Linked DNA regions of Homo sapiens: region 1 is linked to region 2. Evidence: chromatin contacts called from ENCODE Hi-C or POLR2A ChIA-PET data. All regions are on one chromosome and are shown on one strand. Each heading gives the region's core, a stretch centred on a gene start or an enhancer-like site at or near the end of the contact. The rest is flanking DNA. Distances are from core to core; before and after follow the strand shown.

Region 1 (2,700 bases), core at 185-2,684, 69 kb before region 2:
CATGCTATTGTGTGAGGTACTGACTTCCCCATCGCAGGGAGCATTTAAGCAGAGCCTAAAAAAGCATGACTCTTACATTTGGATGATTTGCTGGACGCAAAGGTCTCTCCTAACTCTGACTCTGTGAAAATTCACACTAAAAGAGAAGTCAAAGCTCAGCATTTGGGTGGGACGTGAGTAGAGCCATGCAGAGGACAGCAGGGTCATGGGGAGGCCCTGGGCAGCTTGCCGAGGCTAAGATCCCGGGTCCCTGGAGCTGCACAGATCAAGGTCTGGTCATGTCTCTGCTGCTTTCTATCTATGTGATCTTGGGAAGTTGCTCCAACTCTGAGCCTCATTTTTCTCTTCTGAGAAATGGGGAGGAGGGAGACAGGGAAGACAGGGCTGGCTTCCTCGGCATTCAACCTATGCAGTCACACAGGATAATCTGCTGTTGCTGTATTGAAATTCTTTTTTTTTTCTTTTCTTTTTGAGATAGAGTCTTGCTCTGTTGCCCAGGCTGGAGTGCAGTGGGATGATCTCGGCCCACTGCAACCTCCACTTTCTGGGCTCAGGTGATCCTCCTGCCTCAGCCTCCCAAGTAGCTGGGACTACAGGCACACACCACCAGGCCCAGCTAATTTTTGTGTTTTTAGTAGAGATGGGGTTTCACCATGTTGGCCAGACTGAACTCGAACTCCTGACCTCAAGTGATCTGCCCATTTCGGCCTCCCAAAGTGTTGGGATTACACGTGTGAGCCACCACGCCCAGCTGAAATTCTTAATAATTTTTAAACAAGGGGCCCTGCATTTTTGCTTTGCACTAGGTGTAAATTATGCAGCTGGCCCTGGGCAGGACTCTTTATGGCATGTGACAGTGACTCAACTGAAAGTAGCCAGAGCCAGCAGAAGGCTCAGCTGGATCCCAAAGGCTGCTGCTGTCCCTATTCACCCTTCAGCCCTACCCTCCTCTGTTGGCTCCCTTCTCGGGCAGGCTGTCCCCAGTGGAGCCTGAGGGTAGCCCAGGTCCTCATCCTACCACATTGATGGAAAGAGGGCCGGGTATGTGAGCATGGGTCTCAAGCCCATCTCTGAACCACTCGCCGTGCCTGTGATGTGGATGGCACTGAGTGGCAGCCCAGGTCTTTTGCCTGCTTCTGGCATCGAGGGAGTGGGGCCTCCTCAGCTCCATGGAGAAATAGAAGGGTGGTTACATCCAAGGAGTGGGTTTCTGCAGGGCAGGCAGAAACAATGGAGCGGTCCCTGGGGGGATGGAGGGAGCTCATGAATGTCTTCTCCTGCTACCTCCCTGTCCTTTTTGTCTCAGTAGCTACCTGGTTGCCAGGGTGACCTCCCTGCACTCCCAGCACAGGCCTCCTGAGCATCAGCTCCAAGCTGAACCAGCCCCTGTGGCCATGGTCCCCGTGGCCCAGGTGTGTCCCTCAACCACATTCTGGACTGAAAGATGTTGTGGTGTTTCCATGGAAACCACCCATCTAGGTGGAAACCACCCAGCTTCCATCACCTTCTCATTTCAGGGAGGCTGGGAGAGAAACAGGGAAGTCCAGGCTGCTGTGACAACCACGCTGGGGTTTAAACAGAGCCTCAGTGCAACATGTTGTGAGGAAGCTGGGTGGGTGGGGAAGGATGTGGGAGAGGCAGCTTTCCGCACAGATGCTTCTAGAGAGCCCCTCCTTTCCACACCGTGGGGATCACCCACCCACTGGGGTTGAGAGGTGGACCCGAGATGTCAGATCACCTGGCAGACAGCCCCAGCTATGTGACTCAGGCAAACCACTTAGCTTTTCTGGGCCCTGGTTAAAACTGGGTATAGCCGTGTGGTTTAAATGCCAATAAAGCTTAATAGGTAAAAACCTGGGTTCTGAAATCAGCCAAGCCTGTGTGCAAACCTCACTTCTTCCGCATGTTGGCTGTGTGACTTTGGGCAAGTTAATTAACCTCTCTGGGTTTGTTTTCTGCATCTCTATAATGAGGGAATGGGGTGAATACCTAGGCCATAGGTCTGCTGTGAAGATTCAGTTGAGATAATACATTTAAAGTGCTTACCACAGCACCAGGTACATAACAAACATTTGATAAAAGTTAGCCACTATTAGTGTTGGGATTAATTACTGACAGGAAAGCTTTGTAAATTGCAGAACTCTGTATAAGGGCTTTTTTTTTTTTTTTTTAAATATCATGCTGAGAGCTTTATTGAGAGAAGGGCAGGGAGCGTCATCAGAGGCTGGTTTCCCAGCATTAATTTTTTTTTTTTTTTTTTTTTTTTTTTGAGATGGAGTCTGGCTCTGTCGCCCAGGCTGGAGTGCAGTGGCGTGATCTCGGCTCACTGCAACCTCCACCTCTCGGGTTCAAGCGATTCTTCTGTCTCAGTCTCGCGAGTAGCTGGGACTACAGGCACCTGCCATTCACACCCAGCTAATTTTTGGTATTTTTTTTTAGTAGAGATGGAGTTTCACCATGTTAGCCAGGATGGTCTCGATCTCCTGAGCTCGTAATCTGCCCACCTTGGCCTCCCAAAGTGCTGGAATTACATACGTGAGCCACCATGGCCAGCCCCAGCATTAATTTAACCAAGGGAGCTGGGTGAGGAGCCAGGGCTGCAGGTCCATCTGCAGGATATGGGTTCTCTGAGCACAGCGTTCATTCAAGGACTGCCCATGGGGAGCTGCTGGAAGCTCCACCAACAGGGTTCCCTGGGAG
Region 2 (2,700 bases), core at 135-2,634:
CTTGGCCTCCCAAATTGTTGGGATTACAGGCATCAGCCACTGCACCCAGCCCATATGTCTTTTTAATTTCAAAGTGTCTTTATTTTTTGCTTCTATTTCTTTCCTGAGAGCTGGTGTCTTTCTGTCTGTTGCCTCATAAGTGCTTTATGGAAACCTTGACATCTTTTAGCTCATTAAGGAGGTTGGGTCGTGTGCAATCTCTTTGAGTACCTGGAGCACTGTGTGTCTGACTCTCCCTCTGTGTTTTTTGTTTGTTTAATAAGTCCTCTCCTGACGTCAGTTCTTGTGGTCTTTGCTTACGTTCCTTACCTCTATTGCCTTTTTGTTTTCTTTAGTCCCTTTTTGGTTCCTTTGTGATTATCATTCACCTTAGAACACAGCCAGTCATTTGTTGCAGGATGATATTGAAGAGAGAGGTATGCAACCCAGAAAGTGACTAGGGTTTGTTTCCAGCAGACATGCTCTTTCCAAATCCTTTATTGTTATTCCTTGGACATACATCACCTCCCACTTCAGCACTGAGGTTTGCCAAGACTCAGCAAAGGCCTTCAAACGTCCTCCTTCCTCTACTTCGCCCCAGCAGTCTCCTGGTGCTGGGAGGAGTTGGGTGCCAGGCAGGAGACATGGACGGTCAGCACGTCCCGTCTCGCCCCCCACTGTCCTGTGCTATTGAACTGGGTCTACAGAAGGATGTTTCTCATGACCCTGCAGCCTGAGCTGCCCCCAGACCCTATCATCCACAGAGGAGGCCTCCCAGTGGTGCTGTCTGTAGGGAGACTGGCTTCCTCCTCGTCTCTCTGTGCCCTCTTCATATTTGTGGCATTTAGCAGCATGTATACTTTCTGGTTTAATAAAAAATGGCACCTGTAATCTCAGCACTTTGGGAGGCCTAGGTGGGCAGATCACCTGAGTACAGGAGTTAGAGACCAGCCTGGCCAACATGGTGAAACCCCATCTCTACTAAAAATACAAAAATTAGCTGGGTGTGGTGGCAGGTACCTGTAGTCCCAGCTACTAGGGAGGCTGAGGCAGGAGAATCACTTGAACCCAGGAGGTAGAGATTGCAGTGAGCCAAGATCGTGCCATGGCACTCCAGCCTGGGTGACTTCTCTCAAAAAAAAAGAAAAAAAAAAAGGAGGTCTTGCTCTATTTTTTCCCCCCAAATTCGTTATTGTTTTCAGTGGGATTTGGGTGCAAGGAGCAGAGTAAACAGGCCTTCAGTAAACAGGCCCAAATGCATTCCTAAGTTTCCTCTTTTCTCTCAGGCCACCCTTTCTTGGCATCCCTCGCCCCCATCCCCCTCTCTTCAGCCATGAAATGCAGAAAGAGAGGAGGTACCTCCCTGAAGGCCATGCTAGTAAGGGGAGGAGTCAGGACACCCCGCCCAGGCACTCTGGCTCCCCAGCAAAAGGATGTGGGTTTCTCAGGTGTGGCTGTTTCCACTGGGCAGGGCCTGACCTGCAGCTCCTGAAAAGCCACTGTTCTGTCTTCCTGGCTTCTTCAAGTCAGAGTCCCAGAGATAATCACCGTGGGCTCCACGCAGCAGAGAGGGACTTGATCCAACACTCTTTTATCGGCCTCAGGGCCTGGGAGGGTTTCTCAGCATCCAAGAATCCTGGAGAGTGACTCCTGGAACATTACAGGGGCTGTGGTGAAAGACACACCAGTGTCGGAATATAAACCAGCCCCCAGGAAACTGCTTCTAGCCACGCCCTGCCTGAGAAGCCTCAGGGTTTCCTGGAGAGTCTGGGTGGTTTCACCCCACAGCCAAGGAATAGCTAACAGTGAGGACTGGAGAGACCCCACAGCCTGGGACCTGCATTCAAGCGCCGACTCCACCCTTGATTGACCTGCAGGGCACCTGGGGAAGCCACCACCCTCTCTTGCCTCTGTGTCTCCATCTGCCCCATGGGTGGGGTGGCCTGGAGGATCCCTGAGTCTCTGCTGGTGCTGGTGCTCCAGGATTCTGGGACCCCTCCAAGCTCCCTCCCAGGGGCTTGCCCTGCTCTTCACTCCCCCTATAATCCCACTTGGGTGGCTGGTTGGGGATCATTCCCTGAGACCTCTCCTGGATGTGTCTGAAAAGGCCCCTCAGGACCTGCAGCTAGGGCCAGCTGGGCAGCAATGTGGTGTTTGCTTCTGCAACCTTCAGGTCACCATAATGACTCACTCTTCCTTGCCAGTGGAGGAGAGCTTAGGGCTTCCCTTCCCCCAAGAAGCAACTTCATGGTCAGTGAACTTCACAGTGAATTCTAAGAAAGCCTCTCGGCCAAGGGCAGATTTATAGCCCTACATTTGCTCCTTCAGCTATTCCACAGCCAATCTCTTCTTATTCCAGAGGCATAACCTCAAGTCGGCCTAGGAACAGTCACTCGGAGACTAAGTTATGAGACCTAGTTGAGATCTGGGCTATGGTAGAAGGCTGGGATAACAAGTAGCCTTTGACTCTTGTCTCTAGCCACCAAGACCTTTGGTCTTCCTGTCAACCTCTTGCCTCCTTTCTTCTATCCTTACTTATGAAAGGAAAAGATGGACCCTTCATTCATCAATCCATCACTCACACATCCAACTATCCATTATGTACCCATTCACCTACCCACCTATCTATCCATCATCCATCCATCCACCCATTCATCCATCATCTATCCATCTATCCATTTATCCATCCATACATCCACCCATCCACCCATCCTTCCATCC

Evidence for each region. Hi-C counts contacts between places; a loop is a spot of excess contacts on that map. ChIA-PET counts read pairs that join two places held with the same protein, here RNA polymerase II (POLR2A). Pooled maps may share reads with other maps.
Region 1: a loop to region 2 is called in a pooled map, with 3 times the contacts of the local background. The contact joins two enhancer-like sites. A Hi-C loop is called at or near these places in 1 of 168 maps with a recorded cell type or tissue (K562) and 3 of 50 pooled maps. POLR2A ChIA-PET finds 5 or more read pairs at or near these places in 3 of 52 experiments (MCF 10A, SK-N-SH and naive thymus-derived CD8-positive, alpha-beta T cell).

What each region holds. Positions count from the first base shown.
Region 1 is chr11:44,610,382-44,613,081 of GRCh38, forward strand. All of the region lies in intron 6 of CD82 (CD82 molecule), which reads left to right. Among named protein-coding and RNA genes, the nearest start is that of CD82-AS1, 6.4 kb to the left of the region's middle. RefSeq lists silencers at 1,655-1,734, 1,805-1,854. Within about 2 kb of position 1,435, at least 8 of the 41 ENCODE cell types and tissues checked have a DNase peak (open chromatin) inside an H3K27ac peak, as active enhancers do.
Region 2 is chr11:44,679,732-44,682,431 of GRCh38, forward strand. No RefSeq gene overlaps it. Among named protein-coding and RNA genes, the nearest start is that of LINC02704, 20 kb to the right of the region's middle. Within about 2 kb of position 1,385, at least 5 of the 41 ENCODE cell types and tissues checked have a DNase peak (open chromatin) inside an H3K27ac peak, as active enhancers do.